4 separate regions of the Homo sapiens genome follow, and regions 1, 2 and 3 are each linked to region 4. A link is a contact called in ENCODE Hi-C data. All regions are on one chromosome and are shown on one strand. The core of a region is the stretch at or near the end of the contact, and the rest is flanking DNA. Distances in the headings are between cores, read along the strand shown. Region 1 holds the start of CCT7 (chaperonin containing TCP1 subunit 7). Region 2 holds the start of DNAAF10 (dynein axonemal assembly factor 10). Region 3 holds the start of PPP3R1 (protein phosphatase 3 regulatory subunit B, alpha). Region 4 holds the start of TEX261 (testis expressed 261).

Region 1 (3,188 bases), core at 16-2,515, 2.2 Mb before region 4:
GACGACTTCAAGAATGAGCAATGCTAGAGACATAAAGGGGAGAGGAAGTACTGTTAAATGCTAATTTCCTTCTACCTTGGGTACAAGCGGGATTCATAGGGCATTTGGTAGAACACCTAAAAGGTGTCTGCGTCCCTAACAGGACAGAGAAAAGCTGCAGGAAGCAGGAAAAGAGCAGAAGATAGAGTCGGACAGGCCAAAATGAATAAGTGAACTGCCAAGTGCACAGAAAGCAGTATCTCAGTCAGGGTCAAACACCACCTCGGAAGCTGGCCCTACTCAATAACAACCCAGGAGATACCATCGAGGCTTGGGACCCACGGAAAGTATCTAAAGCTCCGAGAGACAGAGAAAAGAAGTGTGGGAAGTAGGGCTACAAGGAGCACTTTAGGTGGCTCCAGGACTCACAGCAACTCCCTCGCCCCAAATTTCAAGAAAACGAGACCCAGAGTTAGGTAGCCAACTAGAAAAGCCTTTCTTATGTCACCAGAGTCCGAGCCTGGGTCTTCCCACCTCCGATACAGTGTCTCCATCTACCTTTCCCGTTCTCCTGGCTGAGAGGCTGCAACCCCCAGCAACCACCAGGGCCTGGTACATTCAGTAGGCACTAAAGACGCGTTTATTTAATGACTGAGCGAATGAGTGAATGAATTAAAAGTACTAGGGAAGGCGTCTGCTTCTCTGCACGCTGCGGTGAGGGTCAGCGAGTGAACATAGTGAGTCCCTAGGCGGGCACAATATGAGGTCCCCAATGTGCCTGTGCCGGTTCCAAGAAGCACACGTCTTTACAGCCCGCAAATCTCAGAGCAGCCCCAGCTTCCAAGTCTAGCTGCCGACCGCGTAACCACGGCCGACCTGCACTCGTTTCACGCAAGTCCCGATCATGCGGGGCTAAAAAAGAGGTCCCCGACGTGGGTTCGCGGGCCCGAAGCACCCTGGGACTTGTAGTCCCCAACCGGCCAGCCCAGAGACTCCTCTAAAGCCCCACGCAGCCCTCGCCAACGGCTCCAGCGCCGTGCTCGGGCCGAGCCAGGCCGCGGCTGGCTGGGGTCGCCCCTAAGCTGGGGATCTGGGCGAGGACAGAGGCGGCAAGCAAAAGAGGGTCCTACAGAGCAAGCCCAGGCCGAGCGGCGCCGGCCACCGGCCAGATGGCAGCTGATGGCGACGGATGCGCGAGACGCCACTCACCATCATTTTGGAAGCTTATTCAGCGGCCCGCCACTCTCCCCTCTTCTCCGAGACCGGGCCGCCCAGCAACCCACAATGCCTCGCGCAATAGAAATACCCAGAAGCTTGGGCCGGGAGAGGAAGAGAACGGACCACTTCCGCTACTCTATGGTTCGTTACCACCGACTCGGTGCGGCTAGAAGGACCTGAGGCTGGGCTTCGGGGACTCTCTAGTGAGGGGCGTTCATTAAAGAGGGGTCGCCGCATTTCGGTCGTGCTTCTTAGAGCACGGAGGGTCTTTGCTCGGCCCGCATCACCTACTAACTTAATTCCACCCTCCTCCATCCCCGGACGCCAGACCAAGGAATGCAATAAAGGCAAAAGTGTGGGACGCAAAGTGTGGGATAGGCTGGTGCCAAAGCACTTTACGTGAGCGATCTCATTTAATCCTCACAACCCTATTGCGTTGGTCCTATTAAGGCCATTTTACTGATGACAGAAAGGAGGCTGAGAGGTCAAGGTGTCCAGTGTCACAGTTACATAGTCAGTGTCAACGGGACGAGCGTGGGAAGCTGCCCCCAATGCCCGTTTTCTGGCTTTGCACTGGCCAGAGGCTCCTCGTGGATGGCGTGCGCCAGGCCGCGGCCCCAGCGCCTATCCACGGTGAGCGCGCAAGCGTTGGTGGCACTGGGCGGAAGACCCCCTGGCGCAAGACGAGTGCCTTCCCGTGAAGGCGTGGGGAGGAGGGAAGCGCAGCTGGGAGGAGGGAAGCGCAGCTGGGAGAAGGCTAATCGTCGTCAATCGAGGCGGCCTTGGAGTGGACAGGACCGAGACCGCAAGGGTTAACGGCCTCGACTATCGACAGCTGAAGCAAGTCCGGCTACGGGCACACCTCCAGTGCTTGTCCTCCCTGGCCCGCCCACCGCCAGCGAGGACCCGGAGAGTATGCTGGGGCGGGGCTGAGGCGAAGGCCGGTTGTAGCTGTTAAGAGTTTAAGCCAATCAGCCCCCGGCTCCACTTCTCTCGACCAATAGGAAGTAGGCTAAGGCGCAGAGGCGGAAAGTGTGGCTACATGAGCAGGCGTCAGAGCCAATCAGCCTTGAGCCTCGTTCCCGTCGTCCAGCCCGCGGCGAGAGCGGGTATGTGGGCGGGAGGCCGGAGCAGCTGTCAGGCTGAAGTCCTGCGAGCGACGCGCGGCGGGGCGGCGAGAGGAAACGCGGCGCCGGGCCGGGCCCGGCCCTGGAGATGGTCCCCGGCGCCGCGGGCTGGTGTTGTCTCGTGCTCTGGCTCCCCGCGTGCGTCGCGGCCCACGGTGAGCGGCAACGGGTGGGACTGCGTTGCAGGGCGGGGCTGGCCGTCCAGCTTGCGCGCGTCTCGGGTTGGGGGCCAAGGGTCACCTTGGGGACCCTGCGAGTTCAGAGCAGGACAGGTCTGGGAGCGGGCGGCCGGAATAAGTGGGTGGTGGTCCAAGGACATAAAGTGGGCGCAGCCTGAGGCTGAAGCTCTGACTCCTCACCTTCCCACGACAAAGCAGATCTCCCCACTCGCCCCTCCCCGCCCACTAGCGCCGACCCAGGTGACTTAGGGTGCGACCAGAAGGGACAGCTAAGGAAGGATACTACAGGCTGGAGATATGTATGTGAGCATTCACATGTACACAGGAGCACACATTCCTACACGTGGGCACACACGCACAAACCGTTTACACCTACACAAGCACATAAATGTATACATCTATGCACATAAGTGAGCACATACGTATACCCACAACTTACACAAATAAGCACACACAAAGGCAAGCAAGGGTTGGGGAGGAGGGAGTGAGTTTGACGCTAGTCCAGGAAGGCTTTCTGGGGGTGTATTTGTATCCGAGAGGGAGTCCCCACTCCCAGGACTGTATAGCCCAGTGCCAAGCCATGGGAGCTCTAACTGATGGCTGTGATTTGGGCAGTAAACAAAGACAGCTAAAGCCTTAATGCCATCCTTGGTACACAGTAGTGACTTGGTAGTTTGTTGATAGA
Region 2 (3,600 bases), core at 764-3,263, 2.8 Mb after region 4:
GGATTGATAGCACAGAATTTAAAATATATACATAGGCTCGGTGGGGCAGCTCACGCCTGTAATCCCAGCACTTTGGGAGGCCGAGATGTGATCACCTGAGGTCAGGAGTTCGAGACTAGCCTGGCCAACATGCTAAAACCCAGTCTCTACTAAAAATACAAAAATTAGCCAGGTTTGGTGGCAGGCACCTGTTAACAGTGAGCCAAGATCATGCCACTCACTCCAGCCTGGGTGAAAGAGCAAAATAAAAAGATATATATACACACACACACACACACACACACATATATATGCATGTTTCTTATCAAAATAATACATTTTTTAATCAAAAGAGCACCATTAAAACACAGTCATGCACTGCATAATGACATTTTGATCAGTGACCAACCGCTCATACCATGGTGGTCTCATAACAGTATAATGGAGAATATACAGAAACCTGATATATGGCACTGGATACCGGCAATGCAGATCAAGTAGATGAAATGACTGATATTCAGTAATGGTGCTGGGACATTTGGTTTTCCATATGAAAAAAATATATAAACAAATATACACATACCATCTAGGTTTGTGTAAGTACACTCTATAATATTCGCACAAGGACTAAGTCATCTGACAAAACATATCCCAGAACATATTCCCGACGCTGACTGTATATACTTCTTGTAAAGCAGCAAGTGCTTATATTCATTATTTACCTGCTTCTGTTTATGGCAATCTCTTTACTCGACCTTTTCTCAATTTGACATAGAACATTATAAAAGATACACAGAAGAAGAGCCAGTATTTTGGTGTGATCTCAGAACTAATTTACAAATTCAATTAATATTTGTATCGAATGCAGATTTTTAAGGCATTTGGGAAGTTCAAACTCAATATGGTAAATTTTTAAACTGGACAAAAACCATACAACAGAAAAGTCCCATTAAGTAAAGCCTATTCATGCCTTTTCATCTCTGTAGGAGAGAAAGCCTGGTGTATTGGGAAATGATTGAGATTTTCCTTACCCTGATTTCTACATTCCTTGATTTCAAGTTAAAGCGTATCTGAAGTCCCAAATGTTCCACAATAGGAGTAAATATCTTCATCCAGTTTTCTTTCAATGGTGTGTATCTGTTAGCTGGGACTGGAATTTTCCTTGTTTCTTCTTTCCCACTCTGTAAATAAAAGAACACACAACTCAGAAGGCTATGGAGGGACGGTGATGGAGTTTAAAATGACATCTGATCCACAAAGGGCCTCCTTTAACTGAACTAGTTACACTTCAAAGAATCACTTCTCTCTGAGCATCACGGCAGAACAGCCCCACCGCAGCTTCAACATTCTCCAGAGGCCATCGGCTTGATCCGCGTCTGGCCCTTGCCTCGTTGCTGTCCTAGGGTCCCAGCCACATACCAGGAGCCCGTCCCCACAGAGGGGTGGGAAGACGGGCCTCTTCGCCGGCCTGGCCTCCTCTGTGTCCATGCGGCCCGCATCCCCGCCCTCTCCTGCTGCGGACAGCTGTTCAGCCTGTCGTTTCTTCGCCCGTCGGCCACCCTTGCGGGTGACCTGGGTAAAGCCCTCCTCTGCCCTGGCGCTCTGCGTTTCCATTTCGGATTCCATCCCCGGAAATCTTAAAGCGCTGCCGGCTGAAACACGTGCGCAGCTGCACCACGCAGAAGCCAGCCTCAGCCAACCACCCCTGCAGCTCCGCCCCTTTCCTAAAACGTCACAGGCCGGGGACCTGCAGGATTTGGGGCCGGTGGGGGGGAAAACGGGGTTAGGCTGTCCTAAGATATGCCTGATGGTCTTGGGCTCACTCCAGCCGCGCAACTCCCAGCCCAAGTATTTTGTAATCTCTAGTATGTATGTGTGCGAAAGGCAGTGGGTAAAGGCGATAAACAAATTCGTGCTGTTGTGAAGGAACATTCTGTGCGATCGCAGGAGCGCATCTGGCATTATCCGGGGATAACTACAGCCAACATGCCAGGGCATCTGGGGCAGAATACGGAAAGCGGGAGGGACAAATTGCCAATGTTTGGAGTCTGGTTTCCAGGTTGCCGTTTTTGGGGGCTCTGGGTGTGGCGGTTGCCGTAGCTGAAATTGGCTGCACCATGTCGGCCTTCGAGAAGCCTCAGATCATCGCCCATATCCAGAAGGGCTTCAACTACACGGTGTTTGACTGTAAGTGGGTGCCCTGCAGCGCCAAATTTGTGACCATGGGCAACTTCGCACGGGGCACCGGCGTCATTCAGCTGTACGAGATCCAGCACGGGGACCTGAAGCTGCTTCGGGAGGTGGGTGCCGGGTCGAGGATCCGGACTGCCGTTGGGGGCGAGTGCGGATCCTGGGGTCTGCATTCCTCTTTGCCAGAGCCTTCGCCCAGCGTCCCCCAAAGCATGGCTTGAGCCGCGCGAGACCAGAGAAGCTGACCGCCGACTGAGGAATGTTTCCTATTTAAAACCTTTCTTCTCATCCGCGGGGTAGTTCCTCCGCGCCCAACCGTCCTGCCACCCCCAGTGCAGTCCAGCCAAAGCGGGCACCAGGATGCCTGCAGTGTGGTTGGAAGAGGCAACCTAACACATTCGACAGGCATCAGCTGAGTGCCTGGTATTCCCAGGGATGTGAATGGTAATGTCCCCCATCTCATGGAGTTTATTTTCTAGTGGGAGAGATACTCAGTTCAATAATCAAAGCAACGATACATAAATACAAACCGAGATGAGTTGTCTCACACAAAGGAACACGGTTACGGTTCAATGAGAGTGAAAACAGATTTGGGATGAATGAAAACAGATTTTGGTATGTGCAGAAGCTAACTAGGTCAAACTAGGAGTAAAGGACAAGGTTTCCAGGGCTTCTGCACATGCAGAAGCTCAGTGATGGGAAGAAGTTTATCTCCTTAAGAAACTAGAGGGATAAGCAGGAACCAGACATTGCAAGATCTGTAGGACATTCAAAGGATTTATGCCTTTTTTCTAAGAAAAAACGGACACAACTGAAAGGATTTAAGCAGGGTGTGGAAAGATTAGGTTTGCAAGGTTTTTTTGAAGATTACTAGTGAAAGAATTAGAGAATAATGATAGTAACTAGCATTTTATAGCTGTTTATAGTTTTTAAAAAGTGTTGATTTTGTTACCTGAAAAAATGATCAGTCATTATCAGATCAGGGTTGTAATAGACTACAAGTGCAGGGTAGGTTAACTCTGGGGATCAAAACCTATGGAGAGAATCTGCTTGGAGGAGGTAGGGATTAAACTGGTAGATAAAGGATGAATACAATTTGGACTGTTAAGCCTAGAATAGAAAGTATGTAAGACCCCATCCCGCTTTAAGTTTCCCTGAATGACAAACATGAAACATGGCTTATTTTTTTCTACCTTTCCTTCGTTCCTTGTATTGTTCATCACTTAGCTTCTGGTAACCAGTGGCTTTTTTTTTTTTTTTTTTTTTTTTGAGACAGGGTCTCAATCTGTCACCCAGCCCGGAGTGCTGTGGTGCAAACACAGCTCACTGCAACCTCCGCCTCCCCACCTCAGCCTCCCAAGTAGCTGGGACTACAGGTGTGTGCCACCACACCTAACTAATTTTTTTGTACTTTTTATTTTTTTATTTTTT
Region 3 (3,547 bases), core at 693-3,192, 2.7 Mb after region 4:
CTTTTCCCCTCAGCCTTTTGATGAAAAACCTATTAAAGGTGCATTTTGGATTTACTTATCTTACTGAATTCAGACTAGTATAAATTGCCTCCAACACAACAAAATTATGGGTTATTTTAAATCCACTGTATTCCAAATAGCTCGAATTCCTTCTTAGTGCATACCCCTTAGTTAAAATAATTTGATTTTCACTGAAAATGTCCAAGGGACACAAACAAATGCAGTTAGCATGATTACCTCTGGTAAGTGGAGAGAGGAAGAATTTTGCATACAGTACTTTTTCTTAAAAAGCACGTCTTTTTATGATAAAAAACTAATTTTAAATAGTATACCTAGAAAACGTTACACATATACCCTAGGGACTTTTTCTTGTTCTGTAATATGTTAGTATCAAATAGCAACATATTTAAATCAAGAAACTTGTGGAAGAAAGTGTCCCTTCTTGGCCTTTCCTTGATACATTCACTGTGTGACACAGCTTGTTATGTCTAAGTTCTTTTCCTTATTCATCCTGACACAGAAGCAAAGTAGCTCCTGAAGGGGGAAGGGGAGGGATGGAGGGGCGGGGAGGGGGGGATTGACAGAGAGAGAAAGACAGAGAGAAAGAGAGACAGGAACCATTTAGTCCTAGGGCAAATCGCTGAGCGTTTATTAGAAAAAAATGCATGCTCATCATATGGAAAAATAATTAGCACATAAAAAGAATAAAGTTCTCATGTAAGGATCATTAAGACTTTTTTAAAAAAAAACAACACAATGGCTTTTTATAAAATGACTCAAAGGCTTTATCAATAAGGAGTTTCCGATCACTCAGAAAACATCCTCTCTCTCTCTCTCACACACACACACACACACACACACACTCTCAAACACACACGAGTGCGGGCGATTATCAAGGCTTGTAAAGGAATAACTGGTTAAAATAGTTGCAAAATGTTTTCTTCGTTATCCTCATCACACCTCTCCTGACAGCTTTATTTCTTCTCTCGAACATAAATTTCCTCCTTATGCTTTTCTGGATGTAATTTCCTATTGTAATCTGAATTTTCTGGGAAGATAATTGCCACAGGAGTGGATATAGCTCTACTAAAAGGATAAGCGGGCAATCTACATTCGAGTTTTTTTCTTTTTTTAAACAAAAACTGATGGACTCCGCCAAAGGGGAGTCTGGACGGTTTATGGGAATGCAGAGCTGGGTGGAAAGTCTTTCTGCGAGTGGGAAGTATCCCTTCTCCTCGTTTGCCCAGGTTCTCCCCACGCCTCGGGCTGCGGCCAGCTTTGGCTCGCTTCTCTGTCTTTGCAACCTGGTTCCTGACTCTGCCAATTCATATTACAGATGGGCCTGCGGGTGCTGCACCGGGGTGACAGCAGTCCTGATGGGCCGTGCAATTCTGTAGTGGATCCAAGTCGGTACACGGATGCACAGATACCTTTGACTGCCTCTCGCAGGACTTGGATTTTTCCTGTTTTTTGGTGCGGCATCCGGGTGGTTCTGACACCCTAAGACTGCTCCTCTGCTCCTCCTCTCCCGCAAGGCTTCCACTCCAGGGCCCCTGTCCCCCTTTCGCTAGCACTCGCGCACCCCTCGCGCTTCCTCCCGCCGGGGAACCCTCGCATTTCCTCCTTCCCCTCCCAGCCTTGCCTTCTTCCCCGCCCGCCTCCAGCCACATGACCGGAAGGGCTCCGCCACGCGACGTCACCGACGTCCGCGCCCCCGCCCCTGGCCTCCCCCCACCCTGCACGCAAGGGGCGGCCGGCTGAGGGGCGAACGTGGTCCGCGCGCTCAGCGTTCCCCAACCAGAGCTCGCCAGAGCGCCGCGGCACTCGCCGCCCAGCGGGGCGCGCAGGTTCCCGGATGTGCGGCGCTCGCGGAAGCCCCGCCCCCGCCCCGCGCGCTGCAGCACTCCGCTTTCCCCTCCCTCTCCGCCCTCCCCTTTTTTCGTGCCTTGAGGTTGCGGGTCAGCGCGAGCCGCTGCAGTGAGTCCGTCACGGCTCCGGCGCGAGCGCGAGGCTGCAGCCCCCGAGTTTCCCGGCCGTCTTCGCCCCCTCTCCCCCTCCTTTCTTCTTCTCTGCCTCTCCTGCCTCTCGCCGCTGCTCCTCCCGCGCTCTCCGGCTCTGAATCTCGACCTTAATTTATTTCCCCCTACCCTGCCCGCTCCCTCGCGTGCCCAATCGCCCGGCCGGCGCGGGCCCCGCGGCGCCGCCTCCCCTCCCCCACGCGCGCCCCCTCCCCGCCGGCGACCCGAGGGCCGCAGCTGGGCCGCCGCCGCCGTTTCCTGCGAGCCAGCCTGAGCGCAACACTTCTCCGAGCCAGCGAGCCAGCGAGCCGCCGACCCGCCGAGCAAAATGGTGAGACCTTGGCTTCCTCGATGCACCATCCCTCCCCCTACTGCCGCCGTCCGGGTCGGGTGCGGGGGCGAGCCCCGACGCCCCCGGTCGGCTGTCCCCCGTGGAAAATTCCAGAGACCCGGGCCCGGCGGGTCCCGCGGCGGTTGCGGGCGAGCCGGAGAGGGCGGCGGGGCGGCTGCTGACAGGACGGCGGCGGGGCCCCCGCGCCCGCCCCCGGCCTCTGCGGGGCGCCCCTCTGCTGCTCGGCCGCCGCCCCGCCGTCGCCCCACCCCCGCGCCGCCGGTCCCGCCCGGCATCGACCCCCGCGGGCACCGCTGACCATCAGCCCGGCGCACTCTCCTTCTCGCGACCCTCCTCCACGTGGAGCACCCCCCTCCCCTCCACACTCACTCTGTTTTTCGAGTTCGAGGGTATTCTGAAATCCTTTGGAAATAACAATATGTGGCAAATGGCACTTTACATAAGACCCACTTACTCTCCAGAGCTGCTGCTGCTTCCACTCACTGCCTGTTTCCCAGCAGTGAGTCTTGGCAGGGAACCCTGCCACTCACTTCCCCTCTCCTGCGAGCGTCGGTTTAGCTGCGGTGCGCAGCCCTGCGGGGTTTCCGTTCGCTGCTGCTTTGCTCGCTGCCCTGGCGAACCGGAAAGATCCAAGGTGTTTGTTCACGAAAACATACGCGAACTTGGTTTGGGAGAAATGGGGGCGCTTAATTTTTCATGCTTCCGTTACTACCAAGGGTTTTTTCATTTTCTTTGGTACCTTCTTGTGTCTCTCTCTTGGAGTGGTTGTTTTTGAATCATGGCGATTTTAATTTGTCTTTCCTTACCCTCACATTAATCCCTAGGTAGAATTCGCTGCTGTAGTGTTTCAGACCGACGCTAGGGGTGTGTCTCCCGCCTCTGTCGCTGCAGCCAAGAAATCAACGACGCCCTTTTAGCCTGTTACCTTACCGGTTCTCTCGCTCGGGGAAGCCCTAGTCGTTAGTTTCCTCTTTGTAATCAAGAGTTGTATACACAGTAGAGAAAGTTCAGAGTGCTATTCCGCGTATATCAGATACTCCATCATGCGATTCAGTTATTAGGCTTTCTCTAAAAGTCTTTGAACAGTTGTCAGAAGACTTAAACTGGTTGACGGTGGGTAATTTCTCGCATCTTTTCCACTGTATGGTATCCCACCCTGTATGTAGAATTTAAGTGC
Region 4 (3,294 bases), core at 423-2,922:
GTGCCCAGCCTGCTTTGTAATCTTTTTTTTTTTTTTTTTCTTGAGACGGAGTCTCGCTCTGTCGCCCAGGCTGGAGTGCAGTGGCGCAATCTCGGCTCACTGCAACTTCTGCCTCCCGGGTTCACGCTCTTCTCCTGCCTCAGTTTCTTGAGTAGCTGGGACTACAGGCGCCCGCCACCAAGCCCGGCTAATTTTTTGTATTTTTAGTAGAGACTGGGTTTCACCGTGTTAGCCAGGATGGGCTTTGTAATCTTATGTATTTTGTTGGGGGGAGGGGGAAGCTATGCATAACATAAAATTGACCGTTTTAACCATTTTACAATTCTGTAACACTGTATACAATTCAGTGACATTAAGCACATTCACACTGTTGTGATGCCATCAGCACCATCCATCTTCCCAAACTGAAACCCTGTATCCATTAAAAAGTAACTCCCCATTCTTTGTCCCCCAGACCCTGGCAAGCACCATTTAACTTTCTGCCCATGATTTTGACTACTCTGGGTACCTCATATGAGGGGAATCATACAATGTGTGTCCTTCCCTATTTGGCTTATTTCACTTAGCATCATGCCTTCAAGGTTCATTGATGTTGTAGCATGTGTCAGAATTTCACTTCATTTTAAGGCTAGATAATATTCCATTGTATGTTTATAGCACTTTATGTCTATCTTTTCGTCAACCGATGGACATTTGGGTTGCTTCCCTCTTCTGACCATTGTGAATAATGCTATGAATATTGGTATACAAATGTCTCTGCTTTCTCAGTTCTTTTGGGTATATACCCAGAAGTAGAATTGCTAAATCATACGGTAATTGTTTTTTTTAGGAATACGTATTTTTATGCAGGAAAAATATGATTCTGAAATAAGCCTACTAGACTCTTGTTCTACATACTTTATTTTGCATGCCTGTCTCCGCCACTAGATGGGAGACTTGTTGACAAGGACTAACCGGTTCCAGGTGCCCCTCAGGAACCCTCCCAGAGGTGTAGTAAATGCATCCAGCGCCTAGCGGACGCCCTGCGTGCCCGGCAAGGGGTGAGGTGCAGGCGATACAAAGGTGCAGAATGTACCCCAAAAGAACAGCCTAGAGGGGAATTAGGCCGGAGGATGACCGATTAAAATCACCCCAACTCCTGATTGTGCCGCTTCCTAGGTGCATGACCCAGGGCAACTTCCTTTGGCCCCGGCTTCCCCGTCTATAAAATGATTTACATTATCTGCTCAAATTTCCGACAAGAACACACCTCGCCTTTATCACAGAGCGTGGCACATATTAGGAATTCAATAATTTTGTCCCTATCACCTGCGATAGCAAGAGACAGACTTGTCCGCAACCTGCCGGGAGGCAGGTTCTGGGGAGGTTGCTGGGGCGCGGTCGGGCGGCCCTGTCCGGCCCTGGACCACCTCCAGGCTGGTACGGGAGTGCACAGGGAGGGACTGGAGGCTGCACTCCGAGCCCCAGTATGGGCGCTTGGTCGTCTCCGCCCCTGGGCACCGTCCCGCCTCCCTCTGGCTGCAGCGGTCTGCATTCATTCCCCTCAGTGGAGCGGGGGATCCTGGCGGGGCAGCGGCGGTTGGCCCTCCTCTCCGGCGGGCGGCGCTAGCGCGAGCCTGGCCCCGGGCAGCGCTAGGGCCGGGCTCCTCTCGGCGGCGGCGCACCGTCGTCCTGTCGTCCGCGGGGCGGGGACGCGGCGGCGGCGGCGGCGGTGGCGGCTGTGTGTCGCCGGAGCCGAAGCGCGCAGGCCCGTCCCGGTGGCCGGGGAGCGGGCGGGTGGGGGCGCCATGTGGTTCATGTACCTGCTGAGCTGGCTGTCGCTCTTCATCCAGGTGGCCTTCATCACGCTGGCTGTCGGTGAGACTGCACGACCCCGGCCCGCGCGGGCTCCCGCCCCGGCATCGGTGCTCGTTGGGGGTCGCATCGCGGGGGTTTCGGAGCCACTCGGGGGACCACTGCCCGGCGCTCCCGGCCTTCGCCGCCCCAACCCCTTCCCGCCTGATCCTGCCCCTCCTGTCGAGCCTGGCAGCCCGGCCTGACCGTGGCTCCTTCCAGGTGTCACAGAGTCCGCTCCGGCACTGCCCGAGAAAGGGTGACTCGAGTGCCGCCCCCGCGTCTGCGGACCGCTAACCGCTGCGGCTCCCACTCTTCGCGGGCCTGCCGCGCGGAACTTTTCCCCAACGCCTACCGCCGCCTTTGCGCCTCTGGCCCTTCATGCTCCCTGCTCTCTCCACCTTTGACACTTCTCCTCTGGCTGGTTCCCATTCGGCCTCAGTTGAGATGTCATCTTTTCCGGGAAGTCCACAGGGGTTGATGGTCCAGCAGTGCCCTGTCCTTTCCCTAAAGTAGCATTTCTCACACTAAACTCGTCTGTCTCTCCCTACTGTTCCCCTTCCCTTTCCCAAGCTGGGTCAGGGAAGGACCCTTGTCTGTCTTTTTCAGCTGTATTCTCAGCCCAGGGACCTGGCTCATGCCAAGTGCCCAGCAGGTGTTTATTGAATACGTGAAATTCCGTTTTCTGAGCCAGAGGTTATCATTGTACTGTGGCATCAAATGCAGACTTTCGTTGATTTTTATGAGATTTGTCCTTAGTTGCCCTAAGAAAGTTTTACTTCTCCAGACTTGGAAGGGCAACACATGGGATGTTTGGTTTGTTCTTGACCTTCTGGGGTCCATGAAGGGTGGATGGGGACTGGGCTGCAGAGAGAGGGGTGACCAGGATGGTGGGAGTGACCCTGGCTGATAGTCTCCCTGCCTCCCACCCTGCAGCGGCTGGACTCTATTACCTGGCAGAACTGATAGAAGAATACACAGTGGCCACCAGCAGGATCATAAAATACATGATCTGGGTAAGTGGCATCTTTCTCCAGGAGTCCTCCTCACTCTTTTGCCCTGCCTCAAAAGCAGGAAGTGGGGAGAGTTTGGCATGGATGATGAGGCCTGTGTCTCTGCTGTTTCCTGAGCATACACTCTTACCTCCTTGCCCTGAACGCTGTCTTTTGGGTCTGCACTCCTGGGCCCAGATCTTCCCTGGCCGCCTTCCCCAAGTGGCATTGTTTCACTGCAGGCCTTGTGCTCTAGTCCTTAAGGTGACAGCGAAGTGTACTTCTCTGTTGACAAGACCGTAGATTTGACTTTGCTTAGCTCTCTCCCGCTGTCTTTAGCCCTTTGCTCTGCTCACAGCATTTAAAACTTAGAGGAGCCATAAGACAGTTTTGCATATATGTTCATTGCCATCTTTCTAATCGGATCAAGTGATTTGTCCTAAGATCGGCACAGCTTCGCTGCCCTCGC

The links. Hi-C counts contacts between places; a loop is a spot of excess contacts on that map. Pooled maps may share reads with other maps.
Region 1: a loop to region 4 is called in a map of CD8-positive, alpha-beta T cell, with 17 times the contacts of the local background. The contact joins the promoter of CCT7 here to the promoter of TEX261 in region 4. A Hi-C loop is called at or near these places in 6 of 168 maps with a recorded cell type or tissue (CD14-positive monocyte, CD4-positive, alpha-beta T cell, CD8-positive, alpha-beta T cell and 2 more), 13 of 37 single-sample maps with no recorded cell type and 17 of 50 pooled maps.
Region 2: a loop to region 4 is called in a map of CD4-positive, alpha-beta T cell, with 6 times the contacts of the local background. The contact joins the promoter of DNAAF10 here to the promoter of TEX261 in region 4. A Hi-C loop is called at or near these places in 2 of 168 maps with a recorded cell type or tissue (CD4-positive, alpha-beta T cell and naive thymus-derived CD4-positive, alpha-beta T cell) and 5 of 50 pooled maps.
Region 3: a map of naive thymus-derived CD4-positive, alpha-beta T cell shows a loop between it and region 4 (6-fold over the local background). The contact joins the promoter of PPP3R1 here to the promoter of TEX261 in region 4. A Hi-C loop is called at or near these places in 1 of 168 maps with a recorded cell type or tissue (naive thymus-derived CD4-positive, alpha-beta T cell), 1 of 37 single-sample maps with no recorded cell type and 6 of 50 pooled maps.

The regions. Positions count from the first base shown.
Region 1 is chr2:73,232,385-73,235,572 of GRCh38, reverse strand. It overlaps CCT7 (chaperonin containing TCP1 subunit 7), which reads right to left and starts at 1,265. Exons shown (of 12, transcript NM_006429.4): 1 at 1,189-1,265. The coding sequence starts at 1,194. It overlaps PRADC1 (protease associated domain containing 1), which reads left to right and starts at 2,334. Exons shown (of 5, transcript NM_032319.3): 1 at 2,334-2,479. The coding sequence starts at 2,413. RefSeq lists enhancers at 1,378-1,447, 1,568-1,617, 1,259-1,790 and a silencer at 2,078-2,287.
Region 2 is chr2:68,155,940-68,159,539 of GRCh38, reverse strand. It overlaps DNAAF10 (dynein axonemal assembly factor 10), which reads left to right and starts at 2,013. Exons shown (of 8, transcript NM_138458.4): 1 at 2,013-2,279. The coding sequence starts at 2,097. PNO1 (partner of NOB1 homolog) reads right to left here and starts at 1,652. Exons shown (of 7, transcript NM_020143.4): 1 at 1,399-1,652; 2 at 1,011-1,160. The coding sequence starts at 1,605. RefSeq lists enhancers at 1,341-1,440, 1,721-1,960, 2,241-2,380, 1,838-2,770.
Region 3 is chr2:68,250,927-68,254,473 of GRCh38, reverse strand. PPP3R1 (protein phosphatase 3 regulatory subunit B, alpha) reads left to right here and starts at 1,942. Exons shown (of 6, transcript NM_000945.4): 1 at 1,942-2,349. The coding sequence starts at 2,347. It overlaps PPP3R1-AS1 (PPP3R1 and CNRIP1 antisense RNA 1), which reads right to left and starts at 2,871. Exons shown (of 2, transcript XR_001739527.2): 1 at 2,740-2,871. RefSeq lists an enhancer at 823-1,492 and silencers at 1,583-2,022, 2,283-2,332, 2,513-2,622.
Region 4 is chr2:70,993,251-70,996,544 of GRCh38, reverse strand. TEX261 (testis expressed 261) reads left to right here and starts at 1,672. Exons shown (of 6, transcript NM_144582.3): 1 at 1,672-1,857; 2 at 2,770-2,849. The coding sequence starts at 1,788. RefSeq lists an enhancer at 861-910 and silencers at 1,451-1,980, 2,011-2,100.